Regions from separate parts of the Homo sapiens genome. Here region 2 is linked to region 1. The links are chromatin loops, found by intact Hi-C in ENCODE. Cell type or tissue: Caco-2. All regions are shown on one strand.

Region 1 (8,000 bases):
CTCCCCAGGCCATGGGGCTCCTTACACGTAGAGGTGCTGAATAAAATACAGGATGCCCAGTTATATTTGAATTTCAGATAAACAGCAAATGCTTTCAAATTATTTTTGTTTATCTGGAATTCAAATGTAACTGGTCATCCTGTAGTTTCATTTTTGAATCTGGCAACCCAGCTCATAGAGTTTCTGTGGCTGGACAGGGTCTCGGAAGGGACTTAGGAAGAATTCCTGCCCTGACTTAGAGACAATGTAAGGTTAACTCTGCTTTAGCTAACCACAGACCTTCATCCACATCCCATCAGACTACCACATCGCGCTCTCACCCTGCTCCTTAGGCCACACCCTGCATTCACTCCTGTGGTTCTAGATGATTGGAATTCATGGCACAGCCAACCTCAAAAACAATGAAAGGTTCTGTAAAGGCCCACTGGTGATCATGGTGTCTTTACTGGCTGGGTGGGTGGCCAAGTTACATAATCTCTTTCTTGTTTAGTTTGTAATCTTTTTGTTTTTATTTACATTTTTGAATGGGTAATCTATTCATATTACTTACAGAGATTTCAATAAAACATGAAAGGTATACAGTAAGAAGTCTCCCTTTCCCTTTTCTTGTTCAGCCATCCAGTTCCTTCTCTTGTAGGCAACACATACTATTAGTTTCTTATTTTTCCTTCTAGAGATATTTATGCATAGATACACAAATAAGTATATATCCTCCCTCTTCCCGATTTCTACACAGCTGTCAGCATATTGGACCCACTGTGCTCATTGCAGTAAAAGCGTCTTCTTTTCTTCACCTCCAATATCTTGGAGATCTTCTCATACCACAGCATAAAAAACTTATTATTTTTTTAATGGCTGCATTGTGTGGTCATATCATTATTTATTTATTTATTTGAGACAGGGTCTGGCTCTATCACCCAGGCTGGAATGCAGTGGCGTGATCTCAGCTCACTGTAGCCTCGACTTTCTAGGCTCAGGTAATCCTCCCACCTCAGCCTCCCCAGTAGCGGGGACTACTGGCATGTGCCACCACCCCTGGCTAATTTTTGTATTTTTTGTAGAGGTGAGGTTTTGCTATGTTGGCCAGGCTGGTCTTGAACTCCTGGGCTCAAGCAATCTGCCCACCTTGGCCTCCCAAAGTGCTGGGATTATAGGTATGGGCCACTGTGCCCAGCCCCATCATTTAATCAGCTTCCTTTTGATGAACATTTATGTGGATTCCAATTGTTTGCTGTTACACACAGCAATGCAGTACATGCATTATTTGTATTTATGTGAATGCCTTAGGTTAAATTCCTAGATACGGAGCTGTTGGGCCAGAGTACATGCATACATTTGTAGTTTGCCAAGTTGTTCTCCATGTTAGTTTCCCATAGCTGCTACAACAAATTACCACAAATGCAGTGGTTTTAAACAGCACAAAATTATTATCTTACAATTCTGGAGGCCTAAAGTCCTCAAACCAAGATGTGGCAGGGCTGTGCTCCTTCTGGAGGCTCTAGGGGAGAATCCATTTCCTTGCCTTTTCCAGATTCTTGAAGCTACCTGCATTCCTTGGCTTGCGATCTCTTCCTCCATCTTTAAGGCTGGCTGTGTGGCATCTGCAAATCTCTCTTTCTCTGGCCACTGCTTCTGTTATCACAGCTCTGCTGGCTCTGACACTCCTGCCCCACTTTTGTAAAGAGCATTATGATGATATTGGGCTCACCTGGATAATCCAGGACACACTCTCCATTTTTAGATCTGCAACTTTAATCACTTATGCAAAGTTCCTTTTGCCATGTAAGGTAATATAGTCACAGGTTACAGGGAGTAGCATGTGGACATCTTTGTGGGGTCATTATTCAGATGGCCACACTCTCCATGGAGTTTGTCCCAATTTAAACTCCCAACACAGCCCTAACTCGCAGAATGTGCATTCAAAATTTCTGAATCTTTACCAATCTGAGAGGTTAAACAAATGGCATCTCCATGTAAATTTTACATAGCATTTTTCCTTTTATGGGAATGGGGGACCTATTCTTTAAGAATCATCTCTTTTTTGCTTTCTTTTTGAATGTCTATTCAAATACTTGCTTATTTGTCTATCAGGTTGTCAGTTGCAAAGTGATTATATGTTGGTGAGAGTAGATGGTGTTTCTGAAAAACAGGTTGCACTTTTTTTTTTTTTTTTTGCAGTTTGTCATTTGTTTTCACTTTGCTTTTAAAGGCTTTTTCACCATGTAAAAGGCTTTAGTTTTATGTAGTTGAATTTATCGAATTTATCTATGGCTTCTGGGTTTTGTGTCATAGTTACAATGACCTTCTCCACCTCAAGGTAATAAAAGAAACAGTTTCTTTTTAAATTTAAGTAAACAGAAAACATACAGTCTTTTTTGAAGAGGTAGAAAATACAGATTGACAATAAAAAAGAAAAGCCACCTAAAACATATACAGTATTCTGTGGTATATTTTATGTAAGAGGGGCCTACAACATTATGCTTTGTTTGAATGTGGGAGCAAGGCAGTGGGTCACTGAAGCTGGCCCACATTCAAGGGTAGTTGAGCCTATTGTGAGCATCTCTTCCCAACACTATGTTTGGTAACATCAATTTGGGAGTTTGAAATTAATCCTGTTGAGGGTGTTTACAGTATAGAAGTTGGCAGAAGCTACAAATCAGAGCTTTTTTCCCTAGCGAACTAGTTGTGAAACATTTACCAGCACACCACTAGGGCTAGAGAACTTGTTTTCAAAGCTTTTTTTATTTAAAAAAACCCAATAACTCAGTTTACTTAGGGTTTTTTGTTTGTTTGTTTGTTTGTTTTCTGTTTGAGAATAACTGAATGGCTATTGGTAGGACTAATAGGGATTGTATGTGGGTAGCTTTAGATCAGTGGTGCTTCTGTGCATGAGTGTGTGCAAACACACACATTTACTAGACAATCACGTGGTGCATTAAGTCTGGTGACCTGTTTTTTTTTTGTCTCTTTAATGGTATTGTAGCCATCTTTCTACCTCAATAAATATTTATCCGAATCATTATTTTAATGGTTGCATTTTATGCTGCAAAATGATTTATTGCATTTTGACCAATCCCCTGTTGAGACACTTATGAAACTTCTGTATGTCTCAGTTTCCCCCTCCAGTTGCTAGATGAGGCTATTCAGTTCTTCTCAAGGATGTTGGGATTATCAGTGAGAAAACTTTCAAGGAGTGCTGTGATACCCTCAGATATGGGAGATCTTTCCAGTGTTGGCATCACTCTTCTGACTACCCCCAACTGGGCAGGCCTTTTGGTATAACTAGCTCAGACCCCTTAGAAATGTAAATTCTGGAGCTATCTATGTAGCAACAGCAGCTCAGGAAGAGCTGAGCTAAATAATGGTAGCACTTAAGATGTGGATCCCAAAACACAGAAGCCCTGCCATGAGACAGACAGGGAAGGTGACAGTTAAGTCATAGATAACAAGACGAGGACAAATTCCATCAACTCACTGTGAAGTTTCAGACAGGCCAGCGGGAATGGAGGATTCAGGGTGGGGGATAATTAGAGAAGATATTTTTGGGCTAAGAGACAAAGTGGAAATGACATTTCCTAGTTAGCATGGACTAAAAAAGTGCCACACAATAAATCTTTCTCAGATTATCTTTTTTTTTTTTTTTTTGATCTTGCTCTGTCACCCAGGCTGCAGTGCAGTGGTGTGATCATAGCTCACTACAGCCTCAAACTCCTGGGCTCCAGTAATCCTCCTGCCTCAGTCTCCCAAGTTGCTGGGACTACAGGTGCATGCCACCATGACTGGCTATTTATCATTATTATTATTATTTTTTTTGCAGAGACAGAGTTTCTTAGGCTGGTTTTGAACTCTGGCCTCAAGTGACCCTCCTGTCTCGGCCTCCCAAAGTGCTGGGATTATGGGTGTGAGCTGCTGTGCCTGGACTGAATATCTTCAATTCTGTGTTTTGGAGAATTTAAGAGAAATATGAGAAAGGAATGAGTAGACTGATTTTAGTGAGGAAAAAATTGGACATTCTTTAAGTTCATAAACATCTTTGAACAACCACTTTGCCAGACATCAGCTTGATTTTGTTATATCCAGAACCACTGGCTACTGGTGATGCTTTTGATGATGAAATACAGTATTACTGCACTCAATTTAGTCCACAGAGTTATGCTGTGATGTTATTTGAATAACGTAATTGCTCTGAGTGGGATTACCATCTACTAAAGGGAGGAAGGTGCTCTGAACATTTTCAACAAGTGCTAAGAAAGATTATTAATATGTAAATTTAAAATTAGTGCCTACACTGAAGGTTTGAAAATACTCTTTCGGTGTTTCCTTGACCTTAAGGACAAACAGGCACTACCAAGGTGAAATACCATAACCTACTCTGGTTTTTGATTTCTTAAGACATGTTGTTGCCACTGGAAGGCAGTGTTGCTTAGCCACCGTGTGCATCCAAGACATTGGGCAGATCTGAAGGTTTGTCCTGAATTTGCAAGGAATCCTATTGAGCTAAAGAAGCGCTTTTCTATATGCCTCTTTTCAGAATCTGGCAAAGATCACGGGCTGCTCATGGATGCACCTTGCTTGTCGGGTGTTTCCTTTAAGCAGGAGTGTTGACTTTAATTATGTGAAATCAGCCTGTATGTACTAAGCTGGTGAGCCTTGATTCCCTTTGGTCTCCACCTTTCTCACTTGTGAAATGGGACCATCAGTCCTCGAAACCTAACAGCATAATGCAAACACAACACAACACAACAGAACAACCAAACAAACAATGGCGGGGTTTCCATACAGTCACACGAAAACTGACCAGTTGATCAACGAATTATAGAGGTATTCTTTCAGAAATCTCACTTTGACTATTGACTCTCATTAGACAAAATTATTTCATGATTATCCTAGTTTTTTTTTTCTCCTATCACCTACCATACTCAGTAGAATTCTAGGTAAATCATGAGTTTTCTCAAAGAAAACTGATTTAACAATTAAACACATATTCTTCCTGCATTTTTTTCTCCTTATCAACAAATCTTCAGGTAGGGTTTTGATTTAGAAGCACACTTCAGGATGCAAATTAGGGAGTACTCTCTTGATTTTTTAATAATATACGTCTCCCCTTTAGACTATTAATAGTAACCTTTATCTTTGTACAGTGGATTCAAAATTTAAAGCCTTTGAATATATTTTCTCATTGAATTCTCCTAACAGTCTGTGAATTTGGTAAGGGAGGAATCATGATTTCTATTTTGATGCTCAGGAAACAAGTTCAGGTTGAGTGAAGCTCCCAAAGCCAATTAATCAACTTCTGGTTTTAAACTGTGCTTTCCCTCTTCTTTGTATACACTACGTATGAACAAAGGACCTTCGTGACACAGGCTGTGGTGGGAAGGCTGGAATTATAGGCTTTTATTCACAGCATTTTTTGGTCCCATCTTTCTTCCTTCAGTTCATAGACAAGCTTACCTCATTTTGGTTTTGTCAATAAAGGGTCAGCACAGCATCATTTTTCATGGACTTATGGTGAATAAGGGGCTCCCTATGTTAAAAGCTTTTCTGCTTCTTAGGGGGCTTTAATCTAAAGAGTGTTTCTGCAGAGATGTCTTTCACCTGAAAGACTGTGGATCACTTTTCAAACGCGGAATTGTCTTATCTGAAATACATTTCTACCTGTGCTGAAAGACACAGGCATAATCAATGCCTTGATCATAGGAACAATCTTTATCAAAAGTGCTTTAGATCCTGAAGAGCCTAAGGGTAAGAGAGAGAGCGGCCCTTTGCTGGTGTCAGAATGTGGTCAGGAGCTCAGCTCCCTCGTGGACTCGGCTCGATGCAAGGTTTCAGCAAACGCTTCGGAATCCCTCTAATCCCTTCCGTGTTTTCAGCATCAGGTAATTAACATATTTCTAGATGCAGGTCACTTTAGTTCAATTGTTGCCTTTATATCCTGCAGCGGCTTAGTTTTAGTGTCATTTTAAAAACTGAAAGCTGCAGTGTACCAGGTAGTGAATTAGTTAATGAGGATTCTTTTGTCTATTATACTGGCTATCAATATGGATTGAAAGTTAAATTCACCTTCCTCATTGCCCTCCAGCAAAGTTCATGAATGAGGAATAGTCCCTCAGAAGCTGCTTAAAAAATCAAAGTCAGACTTACTATTAATACCAGTATTCAGACATAGTTGGTAAGACCTATAAGGTAGGTCCTTTTATCCTTGACTAATCCAGCTCAGAGCTAGGAGTTTTGAGAAGACTAGATAGATGGATCACAGCTGACATTCTTCTTTTTATGTTAACATTGTACCATGCTAGTGAAGTCTCTCACATTGTGCCTATATAATTTAATAATATATCACACACATATAACTTTTAATTTAAAATTTTAATTTTTCTCTTTTTTAAGGCAGGGTCTCACTGTCGCCCAGGCTGGAGTGCAGTGGCACGATCACGGCTCAAGTGATCCTCCACCTTAGCCTCCCAAGTAGTTGGGCCAACAGGCATGCACCACCACACCCAGTTATATTTAAAAAAAATATATTTTGTGGAGACATGATCTCAAATGTTTCCCAGGCTGTTCTCAAACTCCTGGGCTCAAGTGATCCTCCTGCCTTGGCCTCCTGAAGTGCTGAGATTACAGGCATGAGTCCCTGCACCCAGCCTTAAGATATTTTTAATTAAAGTTTTAATGAGATAGTTTTAGATTTACAAGCAGTTATAAGAAATAGTACAGAGATGTATTAGTCCATTTTCATGCTGCTAGTAGAGACATACCCAAGACTGGGTAATTTATAAAGGAAAGAGGTTTAATTGGTTCACGGTTCCACATGGCTAGGGAGGCCTCACAATCATGGTGGGAGATGAAGGAAGAACAAAAAGATGTCTTACATGGTGGCTGGCAAAGAGAATTTGTGCAGGGGACTCCCCTTTATAAAACCATCAGATATCATGAGATGTATTCACTATCACGAGAACAGCACAGGAAAGACCTACTGTCATGATTCAATTACCTCCCATGGGGTCCCTCCCATGAAACATGGGAATTAAGGGAAGTACGATTAGAGATTTGTGTGGGGACACAGCCAAATCATATTGAGAGAGATACCACATAATCTTTGCCAGTTTCCCTCAGTGGTAGCATTTTGCAAAAAACTATAGTATAATATCATAACCAGGGTATTAACAATAATACAATCCACTGATCTTGTTCGGACTTCCCCGGTTTTATTTGTGCTCACCTGTGTGTGTGCATATGTGCATGCATATGTGTTCATGTGCTTAGTTCTGTACAATCTTGTCATGTGTGTTCATGTTTCACCACTACTTCTAGACCCTGAACAGTTCCATAACTGCAAGGATCCTTCACATTGCTCTTCTATAGCCACACCCACCTCTATCCTGCCCATGCCCTCACCTTTCCTTAACCCCTGGCCACTACTAATCTGTCCTCCATTCCTAAAATTTTGTCACTTCACAAATGTTTTATAAATGAAATCATACACTATGTAATCTTTCAGGATTAGCTTTTTTGTTTTTGGACTCAGCATAATCCCTGGATAGTCATTCCAGTTATTATGCCTATCAATAGTCTGCTCCTTTTTATTGCTGAGTCATATTCCATGGTATTAATGTACCACAGTTTGTTTAATCATTTACCCATTGAAAGACATTTATGTTGTTTCCAGTTTTGGGCTATTATGAATAAAGCTGCTATGAGTATTCATGTACAGGTTTAGCATGAACATAGTTTTCATATATCTAAAATAAATGCCCAACGTATACATCATTTTAAAGAATAAAAGGAGTAGAATTTTTATGCTACCTTCCAGAAGTTATATTCTTCTAAAAGATGATTCACTTCAGCTTGTTTAGAGACTCCATACTTGTAAACACCATGAATATTTATTATTTCTATCTTGTCCTAGGTAAACAGAAAGGTTTTTTGCATGAAAATAATTTGGATTTCAGTCAATTCATTATGTGGCTATTTCATGGGGTGATGAGGTATTAGTAATTAAA
Region 2 (8,000 bases), 720 kb after region 1:
GGGAGCAGATTTAAAGCTGTCAGCAGTAGAGGAGAGAAGGCCAAATTGCTCTCATGCTTGAGCCTGTGGCCCAATTTGTTTGTAATTGGATTGGTATGCAGGGAAGATAGAGCTGTCTGGGGGAAATGCTACATGATTCCCTTTAGTAGAGGATACTACTGATGCTGCTCATAGCCCAGCGCCAGATCCCAACTAATGAGGGAGGGCAGTGAGACCCTAAACGCAGAGGAGAAGGGCCAATTCCATGTATTCACCAGGTAAAAGGACAGCAGGGGATGCCCTTCACCAAATTTAACCCAGAAATCAGAGCATACATTGCAAGGTTTGTGTGCAAAGTTAGGGAATGTGGGCCAAGGAGGAAGCTTGGATGACAGAAGGGAGGAGAAGATGAAGCTGGACAGGATTCCAAGAGTCTAATAGCAGCCCTTTACCAGGAGAACTTTTTTTTTAATAAAATGAAATTGCTGCAACTTCCATTGCCTTCTCAGTTGAGTCTACATGGCCCAATTGTCAGCCAATAATATAAATTCCATCTGCAGGCCATCGCCAGCTGCAGAGCCTGAAAAATGTAGGCTTGGGGAGAAAGAGATTTAGTTCTACTCTCGGTTTTGCTACATACCATTTATGAAACTTTGGCAAGATACTTAACCCAATTGAAGCTCAGTCTTCTGGTCTGTAAAATGAAAATAATAACTCCTATGAGAATGCTGACTTAAAGGGATCTTGAAAGTCTGAAGAGCCATATTGGGTAAAATTCATGGTCAATCAGCATTATCCCCCCCCACCTTTATATATGTTCCCCTTTATCTCAGGCACCAGAAGCCTGGGAACTACATATCCCAGATTTGCTTTCCACCAAGGTTCTGAATTTGACTTACATTTGACAATGAAATTCATTTGTGAGATATCTGTAAGGGGAAAGAGAGCAAGAGATGCCTCTTCCTCTGTCAATGGTGGTGGTGGTGACTTGAGTATGAGCTCCCACAGATGTGACCAACATAGTAGCTGGCTGGTCACCTCTAGGCACCAGCTTCAAGGCTGTGGGCCAGTTATTATTTCCTGACCTCAGGTGGCAACCTGTGTGACATAACCTGAAAGCTAAGAGTAATCCACCTTACTTTCTTGGTTCTAGTCTTTTCCACAGCATAGTACTTTCTTGGTTCTAGTCTTTTCTGCAATGTAGTAAGCACTCATATTTGCTTTCTATTCCTATTTGTTTCAGGCAATGGAAGGCAATGGAAGTTGCAGCAATTTCATTTTACTAAAAAAATTTATATAGCAAATTATCACAAACTTAGCACCTTAAAACAACACTTATCACACACTTCCGTAGAGCAGGTGAGCTCAACTTGGTTCTCTACTCTGGGTTCTCACAGGGCTGAAATCAAGGGGTCAGTCAGATTGAGCTCTTATCTGGAGGCGCTGGAAAGAATCTACATCCAAGTTCATTCATGTGGTTGGAAGAATTTACTTCCTCCTGCTTTTAGGACTGACATTCCCCTTTCCTTGCTAACATCAACCAGGGGCCTCTCTCAACTCCTTAAAGCCACCTACGTTCCTTCCCACAAGGCCTCCTGCATCCTCCACGTGGAGTCCTTCTCACAACATCACAGCCAGCAGCAGAATCCTTGTGTCAAATCCATCCCCACACTTTAACTCTGATTTGCTTTTCCTTTACGAGGAGAAAGCTGCCTGCTTTTAAGGGCTCATGTGATTAGATCAGGCCCCTTAGATAATCTCCTTTTCTTAAACTGAGTCATATAATATATCACAGGAGTGTTATATTAGCATACTTACAGCTTATAGAATTACAGTATAAGATTTTTGGGGAACCATTTGATAAATTCTGCCTACCATAGCACCTAATTCCCTCTATTAAATCACATCCTGCATGAAAAACCTACAGTGGTTTCTGTTTTCCTGTACTGAACCATAAGGGATCTGAGACCACTGTCTGCAAACAAACTCTAAAGTAGAGAAAATATCCCTTAAGGTTTCATAATGGTCTTACCCTTGGAACATGGTGGACCTTTACCCAACAAACATCAGTTCAACAAACAATTATTTAGCAACTGTCATGTACCAGGTTGTGCTACATTTAAGGCAATCAAAAAAGAATAAGAAACCCTCCTACCCTTATGGTCTAACTGGCAAAATAGCCACATGAATAGAGCATTTCAGTGGATTATAGCATCAGAGATTTTAAGAGAGATTAGGTTCAAAGTGGAACACTATTCATTTACTCAAGAAATATTGTTTAGACAGCTACTCTGGGTCAGGCATTGGCTTAGGTGCCAGCGATTGGAAGACTAATAGAGTAGGTTCCTCCCTGGAGAATCTCAAGTCTGATGGAGGAATTGGATATGTAATCACAATAAAATATAATGTTATAATAATGTCTGCAATATTTAGACTTTTTACTAGGTACCCTACACTATGCTAAATACTTTAAGTACATTATCCTTTTTAACTTTTACTTTAAGCCACGGCTGGGCATGTTGGCTCATGCCTGCAATCCCAGAACTTTGGGAGGCCGAGGCGGGTGGATCACCCGAGGTCAGGAGTTCGAGACCAGCCTGGCCAACATAGTGAAACCCTATCTCTACTGAAAATAAAAATCAGCTGGGCATGGTGGCTCGCACCTGTAATCCCAGCTACTCAGGAGGCTGAGGCGGGAGAATAGCTTCAACCAGGGAGGTGGAGATTGCAGTGAGCCAAAATACAGCCATTGCACTTCAGCCTAGATGACAAGAACAAAACTCTGTCAAAAAAAAAAAAAAAAAAAAAGCTTACCTTAAGCCTAAGAGTTATATACAATTATTTTCTAAATTTTACAGAGGAGGAAAATGAGGCTGAAAACAATTAGGTCACTTTTCTAGGAAAAGATAGATCTGAGTTTGCAACCCAGATAGACCCAATTCTGTCACTCCCACCCCACCCCCTCAGGGGATCACTTCAGGATCATTTCTCAACATTTCTGTACTGCTTGCTCCACCCCACCTCCACAGTTTACTGCCATTCCCACACACATGGGCTTCACTTCCTACAGCCAACACCTGCACTCTTTCTTGGAGAACTATCTTTTGAGTCTCCTTTGCCCACACAAATGGAGAAACCAAAGTGTCTTAGGGAGTGCATGTCCCCTGGGGTGGTTCTTGACCCATACCTGCTGGATATGAGGGTATGAAAACTCCAGTTCCTTTGCCTTAGGTTAGGACAACTCTGAGGCCTGATGTATAATTATTGACTTTGCCTGCAGATTGGGCAAAAGATGATCGAATTTGTCTGTGATTGTACACTCCCTTGGCTTCCTCCTTCCCCTCACCTCTGTGCACCCCTCCCCACTACTTTCCCAGTTTCCTTTGGGAATTTCCTCATTGTGATGGTTAATATTATATTGAGTGTCAACTTGATTGCATTGAAGGATGCAAAGTATTGTTCCTGGGTGTGTCTGTGATGGTGTTGCCAAAGAAGATTAACATTTGAGTCAGTGGACTGGGAAAGGCAGACCCACCCACAATCTGGGTGGACACAATCTAATTGGCTTCCAGGATGGCCAGAATAAAAGCAGGCAGAAGAACATGGAAAGACAAGACTAGCTAAGTCTTCTGGCCTTCATCTTTCTCCCATGCTTGATGCTTCCGGTCCTCAAATATCAGACTCCAAGTTCTTCACCGTTTGGACTCTTGGACTTATACCAGTGGTTTGCCAAGGGCTCTCTGGCTTTTGGCCACACACTGAAGACTGCACTGTTGGCTTCCCTACTTCTGAGGTTTTGGGACTCAGACTGGCTTCCTTGCTCCTCAGCTTGCAGATGGCCTATTGTGGGACTTCACCTTGTGATCATGTGAGTCAATTCCCCTAATAAACTCCCCTTCATATATGCATGTATCCTATTAGTTTTGTCCCTCTAGAGAACCCTGACTAATACATTCATAAACACTTTAGCACAGATCAGAGGGTCTGCCCTAAGACACCACTGCTCTGATATTTACACTACACCACTATGGGAACCAAGAGGAGTGACTATATCCATTTGGGGCAGTTGGCATAGCATTCCCAGAGAAAGTAATATTTCTGGGTTATAAGCAGAGGTCTGCCAAGATGGACAAGTGGGAAGAAGAGCATTCCAGCTGAAGAGAATGGAACACACAAAAACACAGAAAAAGGAAGGTTAAGGGCAAGTTGAAGGATGGAGAAACAGGTTGGATAGCCGGAGCCAAGGGTAGAGGAGGCAAGACCTGCAGTAAGTAGGAATCCTCAGGCCAGGAGAAGCACCTAAGAGTATTAAGGGAGATAGACCATGATCACCTTTATCTTTTTGATTCAGCAAATACTTACTGAGAGCTTACAATGAAGGTAGGAAACCAACCTAGTCACTTGGGGGATATTACAATGACAACCACTAAATACATGTGCATATTTAAATTTAAATTAATTAAAATTAAATTTTAATTTCCCAGTCACACTAGCCACATTTCAAATGCTCAGTAGTCACATGTGGCTAGTGGCTCTCACACTGGTTAGTGCAGGTATCGAACATTTGTATCACTGCAGAAAGTTCTATTGGATGGTGACAATCTAATCACAGGAGGGGATAGCTATTCACCTTCCATCTAATTTTTCATTTTATGTGGCTATTTCCTTTTTAGTCTTTTTAAAAAGTTACTTCTTCTGCCTGTCCCTTTTAGTCAGAAGAATCTGAGGATTCTTTTGATGGCACAGTGGGGCGGCTGCACAAGCACCTGCATTGGGCAATCAGATCATAGTAGTGGTTGTCAAAAGATTGCAAAAGGGATTGCAGAAATCCCTTTGAAAATGCACGTGGTCTTTTATGTATTGGATGAGCGAGATATGCTCACACCTGCCTAGAGAATCCAAGTAGTGGGGTCTGCCTGCCTCAATCTGTTCACCTTATTCATTCTGAATGTGTGTAGCTCAAAGCATGTCCTCCCAAAGCAAAAGAATATTTACAAAAGAGACACAAACTGAATTCCTCACCTGGCACTCTGTCATTTCCAGTGCCACACAAATGAAAGTAAACCAGCCACTAGCAACAGTCATTTCCGAAATCCAGTGGGAAATTTAAAACTCATGATTTTATATATTTTACATAATAAATTCATAGGAACTGGAATTTTATTTGAAGAGTTGTTTCCTTCTGCTTCTTCATCTTCCATTTGATTACAAGAACCAACCAACCAACCAACCAACCAAGTTTTTACTGATATCCTAGAATAAATCTATCAAACAGAAACACTGAGCTGTGTTTAATCAGTGTCACTGCAGAGAAATTTAAACTTAACACAGTACAAATCATAATAATTATGCATTTAAATACTAAATTCACCCTAAAGAGGCAATTTAGTATTTAACTGAGAAAAGAACAAGTGTCTCTTTATTCCTGGTATGGTACACCTTTCAGGTTTCAAACAAATACCACCCACTTTATAAAAGCTCTCCTCGTTATCATAATAACAAGAGGAATTATAAGAGAGGAAAAATGCTATTTTTAAAAATAAAATTTCAACTTTTATTGACCGTGATGCCTGTATCAACAGCTTAACCCAGTCTGCTTTATATGACTTTTAGTAGCCAAATAAAGTATAATATTTTTTAAAAGCTTGTAAACACTAGTAGACCAGTTCTTAAAGGCCTGGAACAGCTACATGAACCAGAAGCTACATAGAAAAGAGATTGTATTTTTTCTAAGGCAGAGAAGGTGTCATTGCAATCAATAAGATGTCTTTTACAGTTTTTCTTCTTTTGGTGTGTGTGTGTGTGTGTGTGTGTGTGTGTGTGTGTGTGTGTGTGTGTGTGTGTGTTTAGGGCTTGGTTAATTCTATTGCCCTTGCACCTGCAAGCAAAAGGGTACAGAATATTCCCACTCTCCTTTTTCTCTAATTCTACAAGACTGAGGAAGGAACAGCGACCAAGCTCTTAAAGTTTTCCAGCTGCTTATAGAGAGGTGGGTTGTGTTCCACATTTTACTCTTACAGCCCTGCCACCAGATGAAAGGAAAAGCATAAAAGCATCAGCAAAGCCTGGACTCTGCTTTTCCTGCTCTAACATGCCATCAAATAGAGACAGAGCACTCGACTGATGTAGGCATTCTGTTGTTCGTATTTGCCGAGTTCAGCTAAGAATGTCTGAGATCAACAGGTGGCCTTGCTAATGGAACAGATTCACTCATTGTTTGTGTGTTTAATGAATCATTGAGTTACTGATCAACAGTGAGCAATGGAAGCTGTTCAAACAGAAAGGAAGCCCAGCCGTGAGGTGGTGCTGCCAACACACTCCTTTGAAGCTCGGCTGGCCCCTGTGGGGAGTGCAGGAGGCTGGGGGTCTACTCCCTACGGTTCCCAGAGAAATGGTAGCAAGAAGACGGTGTTATTTCTAATTGGATGATGAAAGTCAGCCTAGGGGACAGAGACCAAAGGGCCATACGTAAGAAGAGGAGGAAGTGAAAACATCTGAATCAAAGGTTGAGGTAAAACTGAGAGACAGTGTTTGCAGTGAACCATGCAGTAACCTTCATCTTGCCCCCTGGTCTTCAGGAAACAAGCAAGTGGGGAAGGACCGAAAGAGGTAAGAAAAAAGCAAAGCTGAAGATGCAGATGCTGATTTTTTTTTACAAAGAGTTCATAGTACAGTGGAAATTCTCTGTCATTCTGAGAGGCGGGGCTGAACTTCATTGTGGGATTCCTAAGTTACACCAAGCCTTGCCTGTGAGTGGAATTGACTTACGGTAGACTAGAAGTGTAATTAATGAGATGTGTTTCTTAAATTCCCGACAAATAATATGTTTTATTTGTCACCATTAAAAGTTTGAATTTTTAAACAGATTCTCGGACTTTTATCCATCAGCTTGTTTAACGTTAGCATCTGTCTCACCCCAGTAGCTTTTCTAGAACCACTACCTTCATCATGAGGCTCCCTAGGTTTTCCCAGTTCAGAGTTGGGCATCTTCAGCTTCACTTTTCTAATGAACACATTATAGAGAGGATAACTAGATTGGCAACCCTCTCCTATGTCTTTCCAGCGCTTTCTGCTATCAATTCAATGGCCACTTCTTCCAAGACATCCATCTGTACCTCCTAGGTCGAGATTTCTATCATCTTCTTTCAGGCTTGGCAGGCCTATAGTTGCTCGGTGTAGGAGGTCATCAGAATCTGATTGTTGCTTTTTCTTTTTTTTTTTTTTTTTTTTTTTAGTAAAACCAACACAAAAGAGATGAAGCAAATAACCATCAGTAGCTCTGACATTAACGTAAACTTCATACCTGGTCTGACACTTTTTAACCATGGAGCACATTTTTTCGTGGGTGAAATCCCTGCCACAGAAGTTGGTCAGGCAATCTTCACCCTAAATACCTTCAGTAATGAACTTGAATTTTCTAAATGCAACCTCATTGTTCTGTAGATCAACAAGGCTCACTTCAAAAAAATGGCTCAACCACTTTCTCCTTGGATCCCTTTTCGGCACCTTTTGTGGGCTGTGTTTCTTTGTTTTTGTTTTCTGTTTTGTTTTGTTTTGAGACGGAGTCTCACTCTGTCGCCCAGGCTGAAGTGCAGTGGCGCGATCTCGGCTTACTGCAAGCTCCGCCTCCCGGGTTCACGCCAGTCTCCTGCCTCAGCCTCCTGAGTAGCTGGGACTACAGGCGCCCGCTACCACGCCTGGCTAATTTTTTGAATTTTTAGTAGAGACGGGGTTTCACCATGTTGGCCAAGATGGTCTCGATCTCCTGACCTCATGATCCACCCACCTCGGCCTCCCAAAGTGCTGGGATTACAGGTGAGCCACCGCGCCTGGCCTGTGGGCTGTGTTTTTAAAAGGGAGGGGACGTATGAGAGATATGACCAAGTGTGGTCTGGTGGGGAGAGCACTGTGCTATGGGTTAAGCAGTGTGTGTCTTAGTTCCAATTTGGCATCTATCTTTGGAGCACCGTTGGTCCCATACTGTCTGTGGCAGAGACTGGCTAAGCTATTCATCAAACCTG

The links. A loop is a pair of places that touch in the nucleus more often than their neighbours do. Peaks named below come from ENCODE experiments on the same cell type or tissue, not always from the same donor. Only the 100,000 strongest peaks of a DNase experiment are listed, where the experiment ranks them.
Region 2: it touches region 1 in a loop (20-fold over the local background); 2 of 110 quality-filtered maps call a loop at or near these places.

What each region holds. Positions count from the first base shown.
Region 1 is chr14:54,335,321-54,343,320 of GRCh38, reverse strand. No RefSeq gene overlaps it. Among named protein-coding and RNA genes, the nearest start is that of CDKN3, 58 kb to the left of the region's middle. RefSeq lists an enhancer at 3,083-3,604. In Caco-2, a CTCF peak has its summit at 4,410 (motif pointing right); no DNase peak of the experiment used is centred here.
Region 2 is chr14:53,612,241-53,620,240 of GRCh38, reverse strand. The region is part of intron 2 of LOC105370504 (a long non-coding RNA gene); the gene reads right to left. LOC124903316 (a long non-coding RNA gene) reads left to right here and starts at 7,859. Exons shown (of 2, transcript XR_007064176.1): 1 at 7,859-8,000. It also overlaps the pseudogene RPS3AP46. RefSeq lists enhancers at 6,185-6,284, 6,305-6,404, 7,360-7,469 and a silencer at 7,790-7,839. In Caco-2, no CTCF peak of the experiment used is centred here; DNase peaks (open chromatin) are centred at 4,810 and 6,280; H3K4me3 peaks cover 1,838 bases.